Regions from separate parts of the Homo sapiens genome. Here regions 2, 3, 4 and 5 are each linked to region 1. Evidence: chromatin loops called from intact Hi-C (ENCODE). Cell type or tissue: dorsolateral prefrontal cortex. All regions are shown on one strand. Region 1 overlaps DPP6 (dipeptidyl peptidase like 6). Region 2 has its middle 15 kb from the start of PAXIP1-AS2. Region 3 has its middle 25 kb from the start of PAXIP1-AS2. Region 4 has its middle 23 kb from the start of BLACE. Region 5 has its middle 5.0 kb from the start of PAXIP1-DT.

Region 1 (5,000 bases):
TTTCAAGTATGAGTTCCTTCATTCTATCACCAGGCTTAAGATCCCTTTGGTAGATGAACTGGATGTTTACATCCATTATTGCTGGACAGCCACAGAACCGATTCTCGCAGCATGGCTGTAGTTGTGAACCTTCTCCAGGATTCTCTACCACGGACTCTGTTCTTGCCTCTCACCGTCCACGCCCAGGTGACCGTGTCATCCCCACGGTGAGTGGGTGCCCTCCTTCACCCTCAGAAGCCACCCTGCCCCAACGTCAGCCCTGCCTTAGAAAAAGGACCACAGACCTCTCCATCTGGAAAGACAAAGAGACCACACAGGATGAATCCACACCAATCCACGACCAGTCGTCCACTGTGGAGAGCTCTCCAGGCCACCTGCCACCAAGGGCTTTCAATAGCAGTCAGGAGCCAGATGCATGAGGCTCGGAGTGGCTTTGATGAGATCTTCAATCACCGGTTGACCACACAGGCCACAGTGCTGTGGTAGAGACCCTCCCTACTCCAGGGGCCACTGATGTAGGGTTACCTAGAATTTAGGCAGAGCTGGGTAGAAATTTAAAAAGGGGAAAAAAAACTCTTTATTGCAAAAGTTTTAGAAAGGGAGGCTGCTGAAAGGATGTTGATTCTTCTTAAGAAAACTTTCTGCACATCATCTTTGCATTTTTGTGCTAATTTCTACTGCAATTTATTTTCTCATCCCAGCAAGTAGCAATTTCAGGTGACGTGACAGTTTATGAATGTTACAAACATTATTTCTTTTTAAAAAAAATCTCTTGAAATCAGACTTGGCAATCCAGATACATTTTCCCATTCAGTATGAGTGGGAGCATTTTATTAGCCATAATCAAGTTTTCCTTTTCATGACAAGAAAGCTTACAGAGACCTGGGAACCACTCATATACCACGGGGTTTCTTTGCAATTCATGTAACTGAGGAATCAAACCCACATCTGCGCCTCCTCTGGCCTTACTTATTGTCAGAAAGTTCCTCTCTTGTCCTGTCAGTTAGAGCACCAGTAGGAACTGAGCTGTGTATAGTCAGCTGCTAGCTTGAGATTCTGACAAATCTTTACAAAAATACATAGGCTTCTATGGCCCTCTCCTTCATCACAAGTTAAACCCACATGAAATAATGTATTATGAGACTTTGCAAAGAAGAATGCAATTCATCTTACTGAGAAAGCAAAACCCTGCCAGGTTGATTTCTTTCTCAGTAGCTTCGTGACAATTTCAAGGAAGCCACTGTACCAGCACTTCATTTCCCTAAAACAGGTTATGACTCTTCTTTCCCTCATGCGTTCGGCTCAGTTCCTGAGTGGCTGCCGTATGCCAGGCAACGAACTGGGTGCTTGAGATCGATGCTTTTGAGGGGCTTGTGTTGGAGGGAGAGAGAGGTACTCAGGAGGACTGTCCTTCACTGTGACAATGCTGGGACAGAGACATGCTCTGGGGCCTGGAGGACCCAAGGAATTCCACATCCATGTGCCAGGGACTTTGTTGGAACCAACGATAAGTATGCATTTGCATGAAGAGGCATCGTGCTAGACCTGGGGAGTGACAGACACACATGAAGTCTCTACCCAACAACCGATCATGGGGTCATACCATTGGGAGCCTGGAAGCTGCTGGAAGCCCAGGAGCTCACCATCTCCCTTCCCAGTAGCAAAGCCACCACCCATTTTACAGATGAGAATATTAAGACACTCGTTACGTCTCACGCGAGGGCACACAGCTGATCAGGAGCTGAGCCCACACAAGAGCCAGAGTTCCTCCCACATCCGCACACCCCAGGGCCTGTGAACAGCGCTCTGCCCTCTCCTGTGCACAGGGAAACACCAACATTTTTGCTGACACAGTCCCAGAAATCTCCTCCACAGACCTAAGTGTGTTGAACCCTAGTGACGTCCTAGACACAAGAGGGCACTGCAGTACTGCACATTTGTGCTTCTCCTCGCAGGACCGTGATGGGTTCTGCAAGTGACTGGTAACTTCCCAGGGAATGGTGTTGCCTCCAACATGTAAACCACACACCACATCGCCACTGCCACAACTGACAATGTCAAGACTACCCTGTGGGGACACAGAGAATCGAGCCCTCCAGTTCGAGAAGTCTTTCTTTGGGACCCAATATTTGGCAGATGCCAGGCAGAATGCTGAGTTTGTGGAGATGAGGACAGAGGCCCTGCCCTCAAGTAGCCTGAAGTCTAGGAAAATGAATCCCATTGGGAAACCAGTCAAGGGACCCAAGCTTGGGGAAGGGACTAGCACGTGCTGAGACCTCTGCTAAGTGGAGGCATCTCACTCACGCCATGCAAGCAGCCTGGGCTCCGATGCACACAGGAGCAGTGCAGAAGAGTGAGGGTCCCGGGGTCCCAGTGCCCTGCCAGCATATTGTCGTAGAGACAGGCACACACAGCCAGCAGGAGGACAGTCAAAGGCAGAGGATGGGATGGCAAGGTGTTTAAGAAAGACCATAAGGGCTGTAGGAAGCCAAGAAAAGGAGTGTTTGGTAACTGGTAAAAATGGGGTGTGGGGAGGAAAAGGCAGACAACCCCTCATCGAGAAGGAGCAAGAAGTGACTTCTGTGTGCCTTGGCTGCCTCATCTACAAATTTGGGATAGTAGTACCAGCCTTGTACGGCTGACGAAGTGTAAATTATTTATTATCTGAAACACTCAGAGCAGGACCTGTTGCTGGTAGACGGTGGTGATGCTGGAGGGGATGCTGACATTGATGCTGATGTCATCCGTCATTGTAGCTCCGACTCTGACTCCGTATCTCAGAGGTGGGGGGCTCTGGTCATTTGCACCAATTTCCTGTCATATGGGGAGAATTCACCTCTTGTTTCCGATGCCTGGCAACATAAATTCACATAGCCACCAGTTAATAGCAGCTGATGAGTTTCCATTCTGTGCAAAAAATTACACTAAAATGACCAAAGATTCTCATAGACAAAGGAAATTTAAGGACAAAGGAAAATTATGTGGACAAAGGAGTTTTATTTTCTTTCTGGGTACAAGAGTTGGTGGTGGCCTTAGCAGAACTGGATATGGAAGGCCTGGGCTAGGCCTGGATGGTCCCGGGGCTGCACGGATGTAGCTCATCTTCACGCAGACAAGAATAAGGACGCCTGTCCTCTGAGTACTCACTGCCCAGTGAGGTCATCAGCACCGTTTCCAAACAGAAACAAGATGAAGAAACAACTCAATGATGAGTTGTGCCTTGCCAGGGTGGGCGGACACTCAGCCTCCCCTAGCTCATAAGCTAGCATCTGTCTCTGTCTCCCTAGAAATCCCAGCTGCCACTGAGGAATATTTACACTATTAACAACAGCTCCCAGCCGGGTGCAGTGGCTCACTCCTGTAATCCCAGCACTTTGGGAGGCCGAGGCAGGCGGATCCCCTTAAGTCAGGAGTTCAAGACCAGCCTAGCCAACATGGTGAAACCTCGTCTCTACTAAATACAAAAAAAAAAAAAAATTAGCCAGTTGTGGTGGTGCGTGCCTGTAATCCCAGCTACTCAGGAGGCTGAGGCAGGGGAATCACTTGAACCCAGGAGGCGGAGGTTGCAGTGAGCTGAGACCATGCCATTGCACTCCAGCCTGGGTGACAAAAGCAAAACTCCATCTCAAAGAAAAACAAAAACAAAAACAAAAACAAAAAAAACCAGCTCCCATTTATTTCGCTCTAATAATGGCCAAGAACTGCAAAGAGCATCTATGTCACTTACCTTTTAGAAACGACACTATTGTTCACATTTCACATGTGAGAAGAGGGAGACTCGGAGACTAGGGTTGCACGGTGGTGAGCAGAAGCGCTAAAGCGTAAAGTGCAAGACCTTCACTAGACCCTGCCTCTTCCGCTGCTGTGGGATCGTGATGTTCACGGCAAAGAAGTAAAGTTGAATGTATTCATTGCAGAAATGATTATCATTTGTGGGCCAGCGACTGGAAGAGCCCCTTTTCTCTTGATGTGATTTGGGGCCAGTTGTCTACGGTCTGAGAAAGACTCTAGGAGACACTGCCGCAGGGCACCCCTGCCCTGCAAAGGTTTGTTGTGATAGTGACTGCTTCTGTGCCGTATTTCGCTGGCTTGGGGGTGTCTGAAAATACAGTCTAAGTATGATATGTAAGGGAAAGGGAGAATGAGAATGACTTAGACGTATAGGGTCAGTGTGCACCAAATGGAGCTCTTCTGACATCACCTTAGAGCAGTGGACCCTAAGACCTACCTCTAGCTCCCTTTTGTGACTTATTTCCCCACAAAATGTGTTAAAGTCCTAATGCCCAGGAAATAGGATCATTGTAGATGTAACTAATTAAAGTGAGGCCATACTGGAGTAGGATGGACCCCGGATCTGATACGAGGGGTGGCCTTCCAAGAAGAGGAGAAGAGACAGACACGGGAGGCAGACGCTGCTGTGCGACGTCAGAGGCAGGGAAAGGAAGGACAAGCCGCGGACTGATGGCCCCCACCAGAAGCTGAAAGAGCTGCCGCCCTGCCCCCACCTTCATCTCGGACTTCTGGCCTCCAGACCTGTGAGACAATCTATTTCTGTTGTTTTAAGCTGCCCGGTCTGTGGGACCTTGTTAGGACAGCCTTAGGAAACTGATCCAGTCCCCAGGTACCTACTCCTCCAAATCCTTCTTCAACCACCTACAATCCTCTCTGACTTAAGGCCAGCTGACAAGGAGCTTGCTTTAAATCACTACCTTGGAGCAGTGGACCCCAAAGTGTTTTGGTGGCTGGATTTTGTTAGAGACACACATTCTCAGGCCCCAATCACAAACCCATGGAGTCAGAAACACAGGGCTGGTGCCCACCCGTGTCCACTTTAACAAGCCATCCGGGTGATTCAGATGCAGTTCAGAGGCTGAGAGCCCAGAGTGTACAAAATGCCCATTCTTTGCTTCCAAGACACACTTTTCCTATTTTCATTTTCTGAAATCAGAATGCCTCTTAGGCAATCTCTGTAAAATCTTATGATTAATAAATCAGTGGTT
Region 2 (5,000 bases), 81 kb after region 1:
CTCTCCTTTCCTTTTCTTTCTCCCAGTCTCTGTCTCTCCTCTCTCTGTGTGTCTATGTCTGCCTGAATGTCTCTCTCTGTCTCATCACTAACTCTGGGGAAACCCAGCTGCCACTCAAGCAGAGGCCCCTGAGCAGCCTGTCTTGCAGAGCCCTGAGATGGCTGCAGTCCCTGCTGAGAGCCTGACTGCAAACTCCCAAGAGAGCCTGGGCCAGAGCCACGCAATCAAGCCTCAGCCAGATTCCTGGCCCTCAGACACTGGGAGATAATCAGTGTGGTGTTAAGCTTCTAAGTATTGGGGTTGTATGTTACACAGCAGTAGGTAACTAATACAATCCCAGATGCTAGTCACCTGCCTCCCCTAACACACAGGAGACCGCCTGTCTGGACAGCCTCATTGGCCCCATGGATTCCCTTGGCCTGGCCCAGAAAGCTGCCCTCAGGAGCTGTAGAACTGAGATCCTTCTGCAGGGCCCTGTGGGCCTGAGCACATCCTTGAGGCTCCAGTTCTCCCTCAAACCCCAGCCCAGGGGTCACATAGGCAACCAAAGGTCTTTACTTTAAATTTTAGAAAATTGCTAACTGCAGCTCAATGACCAGCAGGACAGCGGCTTGATATCAGATAATGGAATCTGAGCAGCAGCTGATGTTAATCTGATTGTTCCCGACAGCCTGGGCAGGGCCAGAGAGACAGGCTTCAGGTCCCCGCACCTTTTGTCTGCAACACAGGGTCAAGTTTTGTTCTTGTCATCGGGCCATGTCTTCCAGTGTCATCAGCTCAGCACTTCATGTTCAGCATGTAATGACATTTGTTTTTCTTGCTAATTGCTCTTGGAGTGGTTTCCATTTCCCCAACTAGACTGAAATCTTGTTACCCCAGAAACAGTGTCTTTCTGTGAGTCTCACACAGAAAGGAGTGGACGGTGGGCTGCCTCTCTGTTCTACCCTGTATTGTCCCTAACCAGCTGTCCACCAGAGCACGATGACCACAGATAAATGACCTGCCATGTGACATCAAGTTGCTAGATTCACCAGCAACCAGTCACTCACCCGTTTCCTGAGTATAGATCTCTGGCTAACGACTCCACCTTGCACACTACAAGAATGTGGAGCAGGCTGGGCACGGTGCTCACACCTGTAATCCCAGCACTTTGGGAGGCTGAGGCAGATGGATCAACTGAGGTCAAGAGTTTGAGACCAGCCTGGCCAACATGATGACACCCCATCTCTACTAAAAATATAAAAAATTAGCTGGGCGTGGTTGCAGGTGCCTGTAATCCCAGTTACTCGGGAGGCAGAAGTGGGAGAATTGCTTGAACCTGGGAGGCGGAGGTTGCAGTGAGCCGAGATCGTGCCATTGCACTCTAGCCTGGGCGACAGAGCAAAACTCCATCTCAAAAAAAAAAAAAAAAAAAAAGAACGTGGAGCAATGACCATAAAGAGTGAAGCTGACACTGAGAAGTGCTGGCATCCCCCTCCGTAGGCCAGGTGCGGTTCATCAGCACCCTCGGGTCTGAGCTTTTGAGCTGAGGCCTTTCCAAGCCTCAAGGGAGCAGATGGTAGAAGAAAAAAAATGTTAAATCCCCAAGCTGGAGGAAAGTGGGTTTGCCAAGAAAAATCCTTCCAAAATTGTGTCTCCAATACGACCGTGTTGTCTTTGACAGCAGAGACGTTTTTGTACAGCTTCCCTCCTATTTAGGAACAGCTGACGTGAACTCGACATCGGAAATATAAAATCAGCAGGGAAGTGGGTCTGAATCACGGGAAAGTTAGTTTTTTCAAGTGCCAAGGACAATTGAAAGCACATGCTTTTCAATTTGTCGACTGGTACAAATTGGTTTTTGGCACAAACAGAAATGTGACCAATTTCTACAGCTGCGAAAACGACCTCTGTGCAGCAGGACGGAGACAGGGGCAGCTGGCGTCCTTGGGTGGGCTCTGAGCCCCGTTCATCCCTGAGACTCTCCTCCCCGCTCATGTGGCCCCTTCTCTCAGCCCTGCAGCGGCCTCTCCCCACCCGGCATTGCTCTCTGTCCGCCAACTCACGTTTCTTGAACAGTCTTTGGAAAACATTTCTGGGCAGTGGAAGGGGTGTATCTCTTCCCAATTATTCAAGAACCAGCTCTGTGACCCTGGACAGGTCGCTGGAACCTCTTGGGCTTCAGCCAATGGGAAATGAGATGGTTGGCCAGAGGGTCCCCAAGACCCCAAACCTGTGAAACCCAGACCAGGCGATGTGGCCACAGGTTCCCAAGCAGCGGAAACTCTTAGATCGGCCTCCGCGTCTGAGAACAGAGCGCAGCGGAACTGCCGCGTGGCCAGCACCTGGGCCTCCCCCGGAGCTGCTCAGGAGTGCAGAGTTCAGGCCTTGCCCCCTGCTGAACTTGAACTGGACTGGCCCTGGGAGGCCACTCCTCAGGCCTTCAACCTGTCATCTGAGAGCCGCCAGCAGATGGCAGCAAAGGCCCAGCTCTGGCAGGTCTCTGAGGCCTCCCGGCTGGGCCGGGCCCTGGTACCTGGAGGAAGATTGCACGCTCTGGGACTGCGAGTTGCAAAGGTACCATGAGGAGCCCCGGGAGGTGAAAACACTTCCCGGGCTAACGTGGCGCCGAGAGGGACTGCGGACCCACTCTTGGCTTCCTCTTTAGAGGAGAGATGGAGCGGGGTCCGAAGCGCACAGGCTTCGAAGGAACTAGTGAGCCAGCCGAGGGCAGCGGGAGCCGCAGAAATCAGCTCGGAGAGAGTCGCGTGCAGGCTGCAGGTGTAGGGAGAGCCGGGGTCAGGCTCCGGTGCGCCGCGGGGGATGGCGGACCCTCCGGGGGCCGTGCTCCCCGCATTCCCACCACGGCGCAGGCATCGGGTGCCCTGCTCATCGCCCCTCCAGCCGGGGCCGGGCCTGCCTCTGGAAGCCCCACGGGTTCTCTGGGGCCTTTGGTTCCAGCGGGACCCAGGAGAGCAGCAGCTTTTGTCCGTGTGGGCCACGGTGACCTTCCCAGACACAAAATCAATGCCTAGGAATTGCGGAGTGACCCATCAGCACACGTAGAAAGGGTGGCATTTGTGACTTTTGTGCAGCTCGCTCAGGTGACACGAAGTCAGCTCCGAGCCCTGCCCAGCCCCAGCCGTCTCCTCCCAGCAGCTTCCAGGGCTGCAGCCACTGCAAGAAGCCAAAGGGGAACCCGTCCCCCCGGGGGGCCTGGGGACCAGCAAGACGAGGCGGGTAAATGGGCTTCGCGGGCGGCCGCAGGCAAAGCCAGGGAGGATCTCACATCCTCGTCAGCTCGGCAGCAGCAACACAGCACCGCGGGCCAGTGGGCTCAGCAGCGGGCGTCTGCGTTTCCCAGTCCTGGCGGCCACAGCCCGAGATCTGGGTGTGGGCAGGGCTGCTTCTGCCTGGGGCCTCTCTCCTCAGCTGAGCTGCCGTCTTCTCCCCGTGCCCTCACCTGACTGTCCCCGCGTGCACGGCTGTATCCTCATCTTCTCTTCTTGGAAGGACACCAGTCCTGCTGGATCAGGGCCCACCCACATGACCTCATTATACCTTACTGGCCGCCGTAGAGACCCCAGCTCCACATAAAGCCACATTCTGAGGTCCTGGGAGTTCGACCGGCAGCTTATGAATCTGGAGGACACAATTGATTCAGCCCGCAACCATCGCGGAGGCTTTGCTTGGGGCACAGCTGGCAGAGTGTGAGTCACCCAGCGCCAGCACCACACGGTGGTGGTCGGGGGTAGCACCCGGGGCTCCAGGCGCAGGGAGCCCAGCTGCAGTGCGGGTGCTGCTGAGAGCTGGAGAACGCTGGGGAGACACGCGGCCCGGGCTTCCCGGGCCTGGCTGGCTGCACTGCCCCCCACACCCGGGGGTCTGACTTAGCAGGTCTTAGGGGTGTCCAAGAACCTACTTTTAACCAGTCCCTAGGTACCTTAAGACCAGGAGGAGGATTTGGAAGATCCCGCTTTGTGCTAATTTCATCTAATCCTTGCCATAGGCCTATTAGAGGTAAGAAAACAGAGCTACAGAGGTTGAAGAAAAATTCTCAAGATCACATTAAAAGTACATTTACCATTCAAACCTAGGGTCATGTGGCTTCAGAGCCCTTGTTCTGAAACCCGTGCCGGCATTCCATTTCTAGACCAGGGTGGTGAGCACCAAAGCCCCAGAGAACCCAAGGGGGTTCCAGAAGCAGGCCCAGCCCTGGGTGGAGAGGCGGTGCCAGGATGCCTGACACTGCACAACCTCAGCCCAGGACACCTGCAGCCCAGCACACCTGACACCCACACAACCTAGCCCAGGACACCTGATGTCCACAACCTAGCCCAGCACACCTGACACTCCTGCAACCTCAGCCCAGGACACCTGCAGCTCAGGACACCTGACTCCCACACAACCTCAGCCTAGCACACCTGACACCATATGCCCTCAGCCCAGGACACCTGCAGCCCAGCACACCCGACAGTACCCTACCTCAGAGTAGAGGTGATGTTCAGAGCACTAACAGCTTCGGGGCACAACCCGCTGGGGCTGCCCACATTGGGCTGGAACAGCCCCCTCCAAGCTCCCCCATGTCAGGTATTTGGCTCCCCTGGTGCCGGATGATGAGGTGATATTAGTGGGCGGGGACACCCAAGAGAGGGGCTCATGCAGCGCTACTACAAACTCGTGTGGGAGGATTTCCATATTTCAGTATTTTTACCACAAATCAGGGCTCCACAGTGCCGGCTGCTGACTCTGCCATTCTTAGATCAAACTTCTAGGCTCTTAGTGCAATAAAATACAAGTGACAGAAGTGTCCCCAGAGATCCCCCGCAGTGTGCGGCTGGGGTTACAAGTGGATCCCAAGTCTCCTCATCCCCAAAGTGCCATTTGACCAGGGGTACCCCTCACAGCAGCCTGCAGCTTCCCTTTTCCTCTCCTCCATCCTTAGCTTTCCCAGGCCACCCCTTCCCAGCACCAATCCACAAAACCACGTGTTGCCCAGGTCCCCGTGTCTTGGCTCAATA
Region 3 (5,000 bases), 70 kb after region 1:
GTGTGTCCCTGCACGTCTAATACCATCCTGGTGGCACCAAGAATTGCCACCTGGAAACACAAGCCATTCATGCCGAAGGGCTTTGGGCCTCATGGACTAAACTCCCTTACAAATCTCACTCAATGAGACAGCTTCTGGCCTGGAAGAGTCATCGAGGCACCTCCAGACGATGTGAGAATCTCACTGAGTTTTCTTTCTCTTTCTCTAGAAAAGGGCTATTAACAAATTTGAGACGTTGATAGAAGACTTTCATACTCAGCCAAGTAGCAGCCATGAACCTCAGCCCAAGGAGAATGCGTTGACTGCATTTTCACCTTTGTTACTACTGGAGTCTCAGAACATCCTTGGGAAGGACATGAGGCAAGTAACATAACTATTCCAATTTCACTGATAAGGAAGGTGCACAAAATTTAAATGATTTGCCCAGAGGATGTAGCTGGTTTTTACTTCAACCAGCTCTAAAACCCTAATTCCCAGCCAAAGGCTTTTCCATTGGAAGGAAAAGGGAAAATTTTTCATTTCCCAAATTAGTTATCCCAGTAGATCAAGAGACCCTTCAGGAGACCTAAAGTCAACTTGTGAAGATTCACAGTGTTAATTTCTGCTTGTCTGAACTTCCACAGTGATGAATGGAGCCACAGCCAGTCGTGCTAAGCTGATTAAATACGCACTTTGCTAGCCACCCACCATGATGCCAACTCTACCCGCTTTTTTTAGTATTCCTGTCGTGTGGAGTCCACTCCCACATGGAATCAGGCTTGACCCCTGTGACTACAGAATACTGCAGAGGTGACAGTGCGTGAATGCCAAGGCTTGGTCATTAACGGTACTGCAGCTTCTGTCTTTCTCTCCTGGCCAGATGGCTCCTTCTGTGGGAAGTTGGCCACCATGTTGCAAGGATGTTCAAGCAGCTCCACGGAGAGGTCCATGTTGAGAGGAACTGAGGCCTCCCACCAGCAGCCAGTGCAATTCTCCAGCCATGTAGGGGCGCCACCATGGCAGTAAATCCTCCATCCTCTGTCAGTCCCACCCATGACTATGGCCACAGCTGACATCTGATTGCAACCTCAAGAGAGACTCTCAGACAGAATTCTTGGCCAAGGCACTCTCAGATTCCAAATCTAAAGGAACTGTGAGCAATCGTAAATGACTGTTGTTTTAAGCCATTAAGTTTTGGAGTGATTTGTCACACAGCATTCGATAACTAATACAACTCACAACCACCCCCAAAAACTCTGCCAGCACCCGCATCAGTGCCTCTGCAGGACACCCCTTTCTGTAAATATGGGATAGGCTGGGGCATAAGTGACCCTTGAGAGTGGGCGCAGACTCTGAACCGTCTGACATAAGTCACTGGTTCCTAGTCCCAAGCATCAAATCCCTGCTACATTGGGAAGGGTTCACAAATGGCAGGAAGAGAAATGGTAGAAAAATTCCTTCAGGCACTAACTGGAGTCCACCCTAGCACTACCACCCCTCTTTCTTAGAAGTGGAACCCCCAGTTTTTAACTGGGCCTATGGTCATCCAGAATAAAAACTGTTCCGGCCTCTTCGCTGAGCCTAACTTCTGGCCACTGGGATGTATGTGACATGCCACATGGCAGCTGCCAAGACACTTCCTCAAAAGACAGCAGGGAAGCATCCTTGGTCTCATCTTCTCCCTCCTCCCTCTGGGTTCCTGAAGACCCAACAGAGCCTTGGTCCACAAGGTGGAAGCTCCGAGCCAAGGGTGACAGAGAGCAAGCAGATGCTGCCTGGGCTCCTGGCAGGTGGGCACACTATACCAGCCCTGGTGTCCCTCATCAGAACGCTCTATCTTCTTTATCTTGGCCTTTTCTGTGTTTTGCAGTCAAATTTGATGCCAGCTAGCACACTGCACTGTGAGGGCTGAATTACACAGGCCAGCGGCTTGATCCTAGGGCCCAGAGCCTCTCACTGCAAAACGCTGTGTAGTTGCCAGTTATTCAGGACAACTAAGCATTTGCATTGGACACAAGGCAGATGACTATGCATCCATTCACTCCAAAGATCACAATAGCCACATTAATAATAATAATTAACATTTATGAAAAGCCTGCTCTATATCAAGCACTGTGCTAGCATTCTGCGTGGATAAACACATTTAATCTCTGCACAATTAACACATTTCAATCTACAACTACCCCATGAGGTTGGGTTACCATTATTTACGTTTGGCGGACAGGAAACAAAAGGAACAGAGAGACGCCGTCACTGGCCCCAGATAACAAAGCCAGTCAGTGCTCGGGAGGGAGTCCTGCCACCACCAGCTCCCTCTCCAAAGGGAGGCCCTTACCAGGTCCCAAACCCGAGTCTACCCACGTTTGGGCACAGCAGATGAACTGTGTGACCTCCATGTGTTTGAGTAATAGGCTTGGCCTTGGCAGGTTGATTTGTTTGAGCTGAAAGAGAACAAAGAAAGGCCTTCTGCCCAGGTGCCTGGAGAGGTGAGCAGGGGTCGCTGGTCTGCGAGAGGCTCTCCAGCAGGAGCTGAAGAACTCGTTTTCTGGGAGACAAAGGGAGGGCTGGCTTGGCCTGGGAGGCTGGGGGCACTCTCTGTGGCCCAGAGGGAGCGCCATGCAGTCGGTCCAGAGAAGCTCTGAGATCTGGGGCCACCTGGGCAGCCCAGGGTCTGCAGCAGCCTCCTGCCAGTCACCACGGCTGGAACCTGGGGGCTGTGGAGGGCTCCGAGGTGGAGGATGGTCCCATGTGTCTGGGTGAGCAGCAGACACCACGGGAGCAGCTGTTTGACCTGAGCCAGTCACACAAAGGAGTCAATTTCCAGCTGTGTGGGAGCCTGAGTCCAGGCACACTTGGCAAGGAGCCCTTGGTGGCCAGCGTCCTAGCCTGAGATGGCAGGGGGCAAAGCTGGTGAAACGTAGGTCGTCAGTGGTGGTGAGACCCACTCTCACCCAGAGGCCGGCAAGGTCAGTGAGCAAGATTATCCACTGTAGTTCGTTCAATCGGATTTCACTGCCAGTATTCCCTGTGGAGAAGAGTGGTATAATCAACATAATTTTTTTTTTTTTTTGAGACGGAGTCTCGCTCTGTTGCCCAGGCTGGAGTGCAGTGGTGCAATCTTGGCTCACTGTGACCTCCACCTCCTGGGTTCAAGTGATCCTCCTGCCTCAGCCTCCCGAGTAGCTGGAACTACAGATGTGCGCCACCACACCTGGCTAATTTTTATATTTTTATAGAGACGGGCTTTCACCATGTTGGCCAGGCTGGTCTCGAACTCCTGACCTCAAGTGATCCTCCCGCCTCGGCCTCCCAAAGTGCTGGGATTACAGGCGTGAGCCACCAAGCCCAGCTCATAAGTATATAAATATGATGAATTCATTGACCAGTAGAGAAGCAGGACCCATGAATGTCTCCAAATTCTGTTTTCAACTGCACCAAGACTGCTGGAGTTTTACGTCTCAGATATATTAGCAGATGTGTGCTTTTCCAAATAACCATTTTTACGGAAATCTTAATATTGTCTGAAAGTCAGCATGATTGTCCTGTGAATGAGATTTTTACTCGCTTGGCGGAAGGAGGCAGAATGAATCCACTGCTTGAGATCCTCTTCTATGACTGCAGCAACTGTGGGCTTTGAGGACCTTGAGCTGGACTTAGATGACCCTCTCAGTGGTATGCTGGCATCAGCCTTCCTAATAGAAAACAAAAGGAGAGAAAAACAAAAGAAAAGAAAATCCCAACCCATAGAGTCTGTCGATCTCCGTGGTGTAAGTGTTTCCACTATGGCCAACGTCAAACACCCAAGCTGCCATCACTGAAAATGGAGTTGGGAAGCAAAGGGCCAAACCCCTTCCCGCCCATTTCCAGTGAGTAGGTGTGACACTCTCCATCAGGCACCACTAACTCTGGCTAACACCGGTTAGTCTATGGGGCAGGGCCTCTAGGAGGGCCAAAGAATGCAGCACCAGGAGTTGACAAACCCACACCCTCCATCCTGGACAGGTTTCTTCTGTGGCATTGGGCAGGCACTTCCACAAATCGAAACTGACTTTTTCCCACCCAAATGACAAGTTCCCGGGGTAAGCGAGACGGTTTATTTCCCCCATACCTCACCCCTCCGTCCCCCATCAACAGCGCCTGGCTCACGTGGCAGTTCTGAGCAACTGGAGAGACGTGGACAGAATGAATTGCAAGAGGATGTGGGGGGTCCTAGCTCCATGTTGGGCGGGACCACCCCGCATTTCCATGCTCCTGGAATCCCACCCTGAAGCTGAGCTCCACACCCCTGCTTCTAGAGCACTTTCAGAGACCGCAGCCTCAAGGAGGTCTACTGATTCAGTAACCGGCAGAGGCTGTCTGGGGAGCACGGTGGAAGTTAAACGCCATGAAGAGAGCATCCAAGGCCCCCAGACTCTGGGGTCAGGAGTCTCACACCACCACGCTGCTGGCTCAGGCATAATTTATCAGGCTTCATACATATCAGAGGAGGCCGCAGCTGCTAGCACTCCACGCCAGCCCTGCAAACATTTCTTCAATTATTCAGTCACCAGGCACAGGGAGCTAGTCCACTGCTTCAAAGTTACATTGTTATAAAGTAACAATTACAGCAAGGTTTAGGGCTGAGCTCCCAGGCCTGGACACTCCGCCCCACAACCCTGACCACCCCAGTCTTTCTCTCTCTCTCTCTCCAGTCGTCTCTCTCTTTCTCTCCTCTCTCTCTGTCCATTCTCTCTGTCTCTGTCCCCATCTTTCTTCTCCCCTTCTCCCTCTCTTTCTCTCTCCTCTTTTGTCTTTTCCCCATCTCTCCCTCCCTCCGGCCTTGTATCCTTCCTTGTCTCTCCCCGTTGCCTCCCCTCCTCTTCCCTCCCCATCTGGGTGGGTGGTCAGGCCTTGGTTAGGCTTGGCCATCCAGAGAGGAGGGGAAGCCTGGTCGAGCACCCAGCACTGAGCAGAGCAGACAGACTTGGCGAAGGAGGTGGGAGCAGGGATCAGGAGGGAGGGTGCAGGGATGCCCCTGCTGT
Region 4 (5,000 bases), 510 kb after region 1:
TCCCCAGCTCCCTTGCTCCGAGATGTCTCTGTTTTGCTTTATGCAGTTTCCTTCAAGCCCAGCATTTCGTCCTAGGGGCCTCCCATGGACTGAATGTTGGCGAGGCCCCAAAATTCCCATGCTGGAGCCTCAAACCCCGGTATGGCTGTACGTGAAGTAAGGCAGCCATTAAGGTTACACGAGGCCATAAGGGTGGGCCCTGATCCCACGAGATTAGTGCTCTCATAACAAGGGACACCAGAGAGCTCGCTCATTCTCTCCTCCGATGCTGGCACCAAGAAAGGCCACTGAGGAGGGCAGGGCAAGAAGGTGGCCTTCTGTGAGCCTGGAAGAGGGGCCTCGCGAGAGCCCAGCCATGCTGGCACCCACCCCTCAGGCCTCCAACCTCCAGAGCCTGAGGAATAAGTGTCTGTGGTTCAAGCCACCCAGTCTGCGGTATTTTGTGAGGCAGCGGGAGAAAGCTATGGAGGGCTGTTATTTTGTTCGTATCATCTTTCGTGATGTGAAAGCTCTCTGTACTTTTAAAGTAGTAACCTTGACATTTTTCTAAACCATTCTTTACCATCTGCCTCTTTAATATTTGTTAGCAAGAGCTCCCCAACCCCCACTGCCCAATATAGTTCAAATATCTTCACTTTCCTCTACTTCTTTCTCACTCCCCACTTCCAAATTCCTGGTATGTTGATAGATTTTTGAATCATGCATCACCTCTTTCCACAAACTTTGTGATTCTGCATTCAGTTTACAAGCTTGGTTTTCTGTTGTTCTGTTTTAACTATTTCTACTTTAGTAACCCTACTGATTTCTTTTGTTTAACTCATCTTTGAACACCAATAACTCTGTACGATCTGTCTTGCTTAACCCACTCAGAACATGCACTTCACGCAGCCAGATCACAGCAACTACTGGGGTTTCACCTGGCATAATCCAAGCCTGAGGGGCCACTGTAGCTCTCCCCACTGCGGTCCTAACAGATGGAAGGGGACCTGGTCTCCCTCGTGCGATCTGAACTTGTAGTGTAGGCACCCTGTTAATATCCATGGAGTGATGGTAAACAGAGTCCAAATGCAACAAGAAATCTGCAAGTAACTGTCCTGGAGCCCAGGGAACAGGGCCAATGCCCACACTGCCAGGGGGACGGCTATACTGTACGGCTGAGTGGCTCCTCACCCTGTCCCCATGCCCCTGGGAACCCATCAGAGCATTTCTGTGGATGCCTGTCTTTGTCTCTCTTGACCAGGATATTCAGCCTCGCCTCAGTGGCATTTGAACAGGATAACTGTGTGGGGCTGTCCTGTGCAGGGCTGGGGGCCTCTCTGTGGGGCCATCGTGTGCATGGCGGTGGGCCTGCCTGCATCCCTGGCCTCTGCCCGTTTAGATGCCTGTGGCAGCCCCTCCTGCAACCAAATCAGCTTCAGACACTGCCAGTGGCCCCTGGAGCCAAAGACAGGGATTCAAAGGCAGGCCAAGGCTTGTCACCTGTCTCTGCCCCACACACAGCAGGCGCTTCAACGGCCTCAGCTCGCATTCCAGAAAGATCTGCCCACTGTGAGGCACAGGGCCTTTCTCCCACCTCACCAATGGCAGAAACGCACCTTTAGTGACCTGCGGCCCACCTGGGGATATTACCTGGGCATCGTGCCTCATAAAACCACACCCTAGGCTGGGCGCAGTGGCTCATGCCTGTGATCCCAGCACTTTGGGAGGTCGAGGCAGGTGGATCATGAGGTCAAGAGACTGAGACCATCCTGGCCAACATGGTGAAACCCTGTCTCTACTAAAAATACAAAAAATAGCTGGGCGTGATGGCATGTGCCTGTAGTCCCAGCTACTCGGGAGGCTGAGGCAGGAGAATCGCTTGAACCTGGGAGGTGGAGGTTGCAGGGAGCCAAGATCGCACCACTGCACAACAACCTGGGCGACAGCGCGAGACTGTCTCAAAAAACAAACAAATAAACAACAACAACAACAAAACAATGAAAAAACCCACACCCTACACTGTGGGGCCCTACGGCCGGCCGTGGTGCAGGCAACCTCCCCTTGACACCACTCCTGTTGCTGCGGGGCCTCCCGACCTGGGGCTGGTTCTGCGCTTTCCCTTTTCTGGGGCTTTGCCGGGCGCTTCCTGGGGCCCTCCTGGGACCTCCCTGGGGCTCTCCCGGGACCTTCCTGGGGCCTTCCTGGGGCTCTCTCGGGACCTTCCTGGGGCTTTCTCGGGATCTTCCTCGGGCTCTGCCAGGGTCTTCCTGGGGCCCTCCCGGGACCTCCCTGGGGCTCTCCCGGGGTCTTCCTGGGGGCTCTCCCGGAACCTTCTTGGGGCTCTCCCTGGAGCTTCCTGGGGCTCTCCCGAGTCCTTCCTGGGACCTTTCTGGGGCTCTCCCGTGGCCCTCCCGGGGCTCCCCCGTGGCCCTCCCGGGGCTCCCCTGCGCCCGTGTGTCCTTAGTGGGAGGGCGCTTTCAGCCTCCTCCTCCCACACACCTGTCCCGCCAGCGCAATCCAGGGGCCAGGGCGGCTGCTGAGGCCCCGGCCCGAGGAGGGGCGGTCACCCCGCAGTCGGACGCCGCCGCGCCCCACGCCGCAGGGCAGCGCGCCCCAAAGCTTCCCGCGCGGGGACTGAGTGGCGCCCTGGGCTAGTCCCCGCCCCTTCGCCCCCGCCGCGCCGCACCAGCGCCCCCTGGCGGCCATCCGCGCGCCGCGCGCTCCGACTCCCGCCCACCCTAGAGAGAGCGCGGAGCCCTGCCGGCGACTGACTTCAAGGCACAAGGCAGTGGGAATTTCGTCGCTGAGAAATGCAGCGTGTACGTCGGTTGTCTTTCCTTAAGCTGTATACACACTAGACGGAGCTTTCGGCAATGTATTCACTGAGGTTACAAGAGACAGGGACTTGGGGCTTGTTTTCTAGATTGCTGAAAATGAAGCTTTGAGAGCAGGGATGACACGTAAGTGGCTGAAACGTAAAAAACTGGAAGGTCAAATTACAAATGTAATAGAAATAGCCACCGGGTCCACTCAGTCCCCAGCCGCCTTGCAATCTGCTTTTTTAACTAGCTGCTCTCATCCGATTATAACAACCATCCGCCCCTTCAGTGGTTCCAGGGACTGCAGAGTCACATAAGAGAGCATCGCATAGAGCAAGTAACACATTGAGGGGGCACTCACTAAAGACAGCACCCACATAAAGAGAGCACCTACATACATAGAGCACTCACATAAAGAGGGCGCTCACATAAAGAGAGCACTCACTAGAGCATCTACACAGAGAGCACTCCCATAGAGAGAGCACCCACATACAGCACTCAGTAAAGAGAGCACCCACATACAGAGAGCACCCACATAGAGGGAGCACCCACAGAGAGAGCACTCACATAGAGCACTCACTAAAGAGAGTGCCCACATAGAGAGCACTCCCACAGAGCACCCATATAGAGCATCTGCATAGAGAGAGCACCCACACAGAGGGAGCACCCCCATAGAGACAGCACTCACATAGAGCACCCCCCTAGAGAAAGCACCCCCATAGAGAGAGCACCCTTATAGAGAGAGCACCCTTATAGAGAGAGCACCCCATAGAGAGAGCACCCCTAGAGAGCACCACCATAGAGAAAGCCCCCACACAGAGGGAGCACCCCCATAGAGACAGCACCCCTTAGAGAGAGCACCCCTTAGCGAAAGCACCCACACAGAGGCAGCATCCACACAGAGGGAGCACTCACATAGAGCACCCCCTAAAGAAAGCACCCACATAGAGAGCATCCCTATAGAGAGCACCACCATAGAAAGCCCCCACACAGAGGGAGCACCCCCATAGAGACAGCACCCCTTAGAGAGAGCACCCCTTAGCGAAACCACCCACAGAGGGAGCACGCACACAGAGGGAGCACTCACATAGAGCACCCCCCTAAAGAAAGCACCCCCATAGAGAGCATCCCTATAGAGAGAGCACCACCATAGAGAAAGCCCCCACACAGAGGGAGCACCCCTATAGAGAGAGCATCCCTTAGAGAGAGCACCCATAGAGACAGCACCCACACAGAGGGAGCACCCTATAGACACAGCACTCACACAGAGCACCCACTAGAGAAAATACCCCCATAGAGAGAGCACCCCATAGAGCCCCCACACAGAGGGAGCACCCCCACAGAGAGAGCACCCACACAGAGGGAGCATCCCATAGACAGAGCACTCACATAGCGCACCCCCATAGAGCACCCACACAGAGGGAGCACCCCCATAGAGACAGCACTCACATAGAGCACCTCCATAGAGAGAGCACCCCCATAGACCACTCACATAGAGCACCTAGAGAGAGCACTCACATAGAGAGAGCACTCACACAGAGAGAGCACCCACATAGAAAGAGCACTCACATAGAGCACCCATAGAGAGAGCACTCACAGAGAGAGCACCCACATAGAGAGCACCCACATAGAGAGAGCACCCACAAAAAGAGCACCTACATAGAGAGCACCCACATAGAGAGAGCACCCATATAGAGAGAGCACCCACATAGAGAGAGCACCCAAATAGAGCATCTACATAGAGAGCACTCACATACAGAGAGCACCTACATAGCACTCACATAGAGAGAGCACCTACATAGAGAGAGCACCCACATAGAGAGAGCATCCACAAAGAGAGAGCACCCACATAGAGAGAGCATCTACATAGAGAGAGCACTCACATAGAGAGAGCACCTACATAGAGCACTCACATAGAGAGCACACACAGAGAGCACCCACAGAGTACCCACATAGAGAGAGCACCCATATAGAGCACCTACATAGAGAGAGCACCCACATAGAGAGAGCACTCACAGAGAACACCTACATAGAGCACTCACATAGAGAGAGCACCTACATAAACAGAGCACTCACATAGAGCACTCGCATAGAGCACCTACATAGAGAGAGCACCCACATAGAGAGAACACCCACATAGAGAGAGCACTCAGAGCACCCGCATAGAGAGCACTCCCATAGAGCACCTACATAGAGAGCACT
Region 5 (5,000 bases), 180 kb after region 1:
GGCCAGGCTGGTCTTGAACTCCTGACCTTGTGATCCTTCTGCCTCGGCCTCCCAAAGTGCTGGGGTTAAAGGCGTGAGCCATCACACCCGGCCCTCCCTTTGATTTTCTTGGTTAAACACAAACTAAGCATGTGATTTTATGTTAAAAGACCTGAAGTGGACCTCAACCAGGTATTTTATTTTGTGAATTAAGAAAGCAATTTGTAACGTTCAAGAGAACAAGCTTACCCTACTTCAGGTTCTGATGGTAAGGCAAATTGCGGGATTAAGAAACCTGCTATTTAAGGCCAGCGTGGTGGCTCACCCCTATAATCCCAGCACTTTGGGAGGCCAAGGCAGGCAGATCACTGGAGGTCAGGAGTTCAACACCAGCCTGGCCAACATGGTGAAAGCCAGTCTCTACTAAAAACAAAAATTAGCTGGGCATGGTGGCGTGCACCTGTAATCCTACCTTCTTGGGAAGCTGAGGCAGGAGAATCACTTGAACCCGGGAAGCAGAGGTTGCAGAGAGCAGAGATCACACCACTGCACTCCAGCTTAGGTGGCAGAGTGAGACTCTAAATAAATAAATAAATCTGCTATTTAAAACCCCATCACCTAGTCAGTATTTGTAAAATATCACACGTGAACTGTGCAAGGCGGTCCACACAAGTGGATCTTACGGCAACAGCATCAGGAAGGCCTGGAGGCAGTGTCACACTCACTCACTGAGTCTCCAATACTACTGCTTGGCCAGTAATGAAAAATAAAAATGTTTACATTAGGTTAATTTCATGTGGATAAAGGATGCTCTGAGGCAGTCTAAAAAACTAGCATCCTGACATCATGAAGAGTAACCCATCTAGCAGAGGACGTAAAGATGGCAAGTCAATATTTAAAGGCAAGCGGTAAACTCAGAAATTATCTTCCCCAAAATGGCCATATGCAAAGTTATAGGAACAAAATATCATGTTGACAGTGCTGTATCTTATTCACAGTTAAATAAAATTCTTATCACTGGTTTTGTGACACTTTAAGGATGACCCATTTTAGGGTGATAGCTATCAGTTTATTAAACAGAAGCTATGCATTTGTTTAATTTGAAGCATATACCACTTCCAAATATGACACTGAGCATTAATATTTTTAGACTTCCCCCAGGTAAATTAAAAGCATGATCATTTTGTTGATAATCAGCCTTTGGAGAATTAAACAGCCTGCTTACTGCCAGTGCTAGTTCAGTAAATATGTTTCTCATTTTCTATTTGGCAAAATTAGATAACCTAAGCCTAGGAAAAATAAAAAATTAGAAAAAAAAAAGTAGATTTGGGGATATTTAACTCAAATTGCCCTTACTGGTGGAAACTCGAGGCAGTTACTTAGATTATTTCCAAATGGCTTTTTTTAAATGTATTTCTATATTGTATACAACAGTCTCAGTCTTCATCTCTCCTGTTCAGCTATCCATACATCCCTTAAAATTAGATATTTTTAATGTTTAGTAAACCTTCAGTTTGGGTTTATAGACAACATTTAACCTTCTCATGAAAGGGTCAGAATACTCCAGTTGCAGGCACAAACAGGCCATAGTTTAGTTGAAGGAGAAACTGCGAACTCAAAGGAGCACTGCTTCTCTGCAGGAAAGATCCCGTCAGTGGACCTGCGGGGCACAGCTGCCACCAGTGTCATGTAGCTATTCAGTGTCGGAAAACTAGAAATCACAAGTGAAGAGAAATTGTAAATTACCTCAAATTCTATGCCCAGAAGCAACCACTATGGAAATCCTTCTAGACATTGTCCCGTATAAATATATTTCCCTAAAAAAAATTATACCCCATACTCTGCCACTTCAAAAAAATCAAGACTGTTTTTCCATGTCAATAAATATCTATATCATTTAATGAATACATAATACTCCCTTGTTTGAATGTACAATATTCTGTATTGTTGCACATTTGTTGTTTCCAATTTAACAATTACAGTACTCCAATGAAGCAATCATCTTAAAATACATGTATAACGTATTATAATGTTCCATCCTTTAAGGTTAGAAACGACGTCCCATACCTGTCTCCCGTCACTCTGAGAACAGTGCGGTAACAGGATCAGCGATTCTCAACCATGGGCAATTTAGCCCCCTATGGCACATTTGACAACGTCTGGAGACATTTTTGGTTGTCACAACTAGGGGGTAGGGGATGCTACTGGCATCTAGTGGTGGAGGATAGGAAGCTGCTAAACATCACGCAACGCATGGGACCGTCCTCCATGACAAAGGACCCGTGCAAAATGTCAATAGTGCCACTGTTGAGAAACCCGGATTAAGATCATGTTGTAACTACATTTCAGTGGGATAAGACTTTGAAAGTTTCCACCGGGCACAGTGGCTCATGCCTGTAATCCCAACACTTTGGGTGCCCGAGGCAGGTGGATCACTTAGGTCAGGAGTTCGAGACCAGCCTGGCTAACATGGTGAAACCTCATCTCTTACTAAAAATACAAAAACTAGTTGAGCATGGTGGTGCGCACCTGTAATCCCAGCTACTCGGGAGGCTGAGGCACGAGAATGGCTTGAACCGGTGAGGTGGAGGTTGCATTGAGTCAAGATTGCACCACTGCACTCCATCCTGGGTGACAGATCTAGACTCTGTCTCAAAAAAAAACGAAAAAGAAAGTTTCTTGCACATAACGCCTTGGTGGCTTCCTTCGGACAGCTTTCTTCCAAATGGGACTTGGCTTCTGTCATGTGGCTTTGTTAGCTGTACAGATGGGGACAAAGCATGTAGAGTATCCTGCTGCAGTTTCTATGGCTGAGCTAGCAAGAGTGGCACACATACCTCCAGCCATTTCCACTGGCCAGAACCTGGTCTCCTGACACCTCCGTAAGCTGTAAAGGAGACTGCTGGGTGATGTGGTCTTCTTACACGTCCAAGAAAAGAAAATGGCATTGATGGTATCTTGCCAATTTTTGCCATTTTTGGTTTTCAAAAAAATTCTTATATGAATTAAGATTAGTGTAATATAAAACAAAATTCTCAAAGATAATTTCAAAAAAAATACCCGTTAGCTACTCAATAGATATTTGTTGAATTTGAGGTTACTGGCTTTATACATAGAGGATTAAGCGTATTCTTTTTCCCGCCTGGCCAAATGGTAAAACCCCATCTCTACTGAAAATACAAAAAAATTAGCCAGGCATGGTGGTGCACGCCTGGAATCCCAGCTACCCAGGAGACTGAGCCACAAGGATCGCTTGAACCTGGGAGGCAGAGGTTGCAGTGAGCTGAGATCATGCCAGTCTGGGCCACAAAGTGAGAGTCTATCTCAAAAACAAACAACAAAGAAACAGCATTATTTTTAAAAAGCAAACACAAGGTAGTTCTCTGAGGCATGTGAGGGATGTGTTAGATGCCTTCCATTTGTCCCACTCCCCATGTCAGATCTGTACTCCATCCTGCTCCACCTTTTTCTCCGCCCCTGGGTGCTGACCTGAGCAGATTATATAAGTAGAATCCCTTGCACATTGGCTTCTAGTTGAATTTGGTCAATGGGGAGTCCCAGCAGAAAGCTGGGCAGTGAGGGGAGGGAGGAGAGAGGTATGACGGTGTTTATTTCCCAGGTTCCTCATCAGGTTGCCTTGAGCTGGCAGAGGAGCCCATTCTATACAACTCTCTCCTTCCAGGTCCTGGGAATCTTTCCTTCCTCTCATCCCTTGGACCTAGGGTGGTGAGGGCTCACCTGCTTCTCCCCACAGGTCCCTTCACTCTCCATGCATCCTGCCTACACCTTTGTAAGTAGTTCCTTGATAAACCTTCTTAGATGATTGTAATTTGAGTGTGCTGCCCCCAGTGGTGACCCTGTTGTGATGGACAGGAAACTCTTACAGGGACAATGAGAAATTCTTAAAATATTGTGTCTGCTCTCAAAAAACTAACAAATACTTGGATGCACGAGCCTAACACTAGTGGGATTCTGTAGAAATGCAGCAGAGATTTAGAAAAGAGGTTCCCATGTGCCAGAATAGCTGGGGGAAACCTCTTGGATGGAGCGGGCTGAGGGGAATAGTTCTTGAAGGGAGAGGAGAAACCACTGAAAAGAGGCCAGAATACTGATATTGCCAAATAAAAGGGTGCACATTTTGGATATTAAATAACTGATGATTTAAGATAGAAATGGGGAGTAATAAGAAATAATAGACTGTGTCTAGCGTATGAAGATCTTGAGACCTCATCAGAGGAAGTTGTTGCATTTGAGACTTAGCATAATTCTGTGGCTGTGAAAACAGAAAAGAAAATTGCTTACCAGCTATTTAAAGTTAAGTACTTTGTGACAAGCTGGCTGTGGGATTGACTGTTTACTCATGTTGTGGGTAAACAAGAAGACATATTGAATCTTAACTCAGATTTTAACCGCTGGTACCTGTGAGTGTGACCTTATTTGGAAGTAGGGTCTTTGCCCCCATCATTAAGATGAGGTCCTACTGGATGAGGATGGGACCTAAATCCTGTCACTGGTGTTCATATAAGAAGAAGAAAATTTGAACACAGACACCCAGGAGAGTGCCAAGTGATGACCGCGACAAGGGTTGGGGTGACGTGTCTAGAAGCTGAGGAACACCAAGGTTGCGGCAGACACCAGAAGCTGGAAGAGGCCAGGACCGCCTCTCCCCTAACGCCTTCAGAGAAAGCACAGCCTGGCCACCACCTTCATCTTCGATTTCTGGCCTCCAGAACTGAGAGAATGAATGTCTATTGTTTAAGCTGCCAGTATGTGGCACTTTGTTACAGTAGCCCTAGCAAGCTAACATTCAGTATGTCTGAAGGGTAGTCAAGAGGAAGCTAGAAATTAAGATGTCGGCCCATGTTTGGAGTGGATTTAAGCCAAACAGCGTACTATGTGTGCCCTGCTAAAAATTATAATAACGAGAAATTGTTACAGCCTAAGAGTGACCCCAGGATTTGTAACTGACGTTGAGTGCCCAAGAACTGCGTGATAAGTCTATTAAGATAAAATTATTTCAA

The links. Hi-C counts contacts between places; a loop is a spot of excess contacts. Peaks named below come from ENCODE experiments on the same cell type or tissue, not always from the same donor. Only the 100,000 strongest peaks of a DNase experiment are listed, where the experiment ranks them.
Region 2: it touches region 1 in a loop (2.3-fold over the local background); 8 of 110 quality-filtered maps call a loop at or near these places.
Region 3: a loop joins it to region 1, with 3 times the contacts of the local background. A loop is called at or near these places in 9 of 110 quality-filtered maps.
Region 4: it touches region 1 in a loop (6-fold over the local background); 4 of 110 quality-filtered maps call a loop at or near these places.
Region 5: a loop joins it to region 1, with 2.9 times the contacts of the local background. A loop is called at or near these places in 4 of 110 quality-filtered maps.

The regions. Positions count from the first base shown.
Region 1 is chr7:154,830,850-154,835,849 of GRCh38, forward strand. All of the region lies in intron 16 of DPP6 (dipeptidyl peptidase like 6), which reads left to right. It overlaps LOC105375580 (a long non-coding RNA gene), which reads right to left. Exons shown (of 4, transcript XR_928190.3): 3 at 2,686-2,852. Among named protein-coding and RNA genes, the nearest start is that of PAXIP1-AS2, 95 kb to the right of the region's middle. In dorsolateral prefrontal cortex, a CTCF peak has its summit at 1,887 (motif pointing right); DNase peaks (open chromatin) are centred at 1,942 and 3,182; H3K27ac peaks cover 1,138 bases.
Region 2 is chr7:154,911,445-154,916,444 of GRCh38, forward strand. No RefSeq gene overlaps it. Among named protein-coding and RNA genes, the nearest start is that of PAXIP1-AS2, 15 kb to the right of the region's middle. RefSeq lists an enhancer at 2,554-2,643. In dorsolateral prefrontal cortex, a CTCF peak has its summit at 2,452 (motif pointing right); a DNase peak (open chromatin) is centred at 2,457; H3K4me3 peaks cover 1,446 bases; H3K27ac peaks cover 2,029 bases; H3K27me3 peaks cover 496 bases.
Region 3 is chr7:154,900,874-154,905,873 of GRCh38, forward strand. No RefSeq gene overlaps it. Among named protein-coding and RNA genes, the nearest start is that of PAXIP1-AS2, 25 kb to the right of the region's middle. In dorsolateral prefrontal cortex, no CTCF peak of the experiment used is centred here; DNase peaks (open chromatin) are centred at 1,905 and 2,273; H3K27ac peaks cover 1,695 bases.
Region 4 is chr7:155,342,380-155,347,379 of GRCh38, forward strand. No RefSeq gene overlaps it. Among named protein-coding and RNA genes, the nearest start is that of BLACE, 23 kb to the right of the region's middle. RefSeq lists a silencer at 2,367-2,756. In dorsolateral prefrontal cortex, a CTCF peak has its summit at 2,704 (motif pointing left); a DNase peak (open chromatin) is centred at 2,712; H3K4me3 peaks cover 1,119 bases.
Region 5 is chr7:155,005,941-155,010,940 of GRCh38, forward strand. No RefSeq gene overlaps it. Among named protein-coding and RNA genes, the nearest start is that of PAXIP1-DT, 5.0 kb to the left of the region's middle. In dorsolateral prefrontal cortex, CTCF peaks have their summits at 2,161 (motif pointing left) and 3,817; no DNase peak of the experiment used is centred here.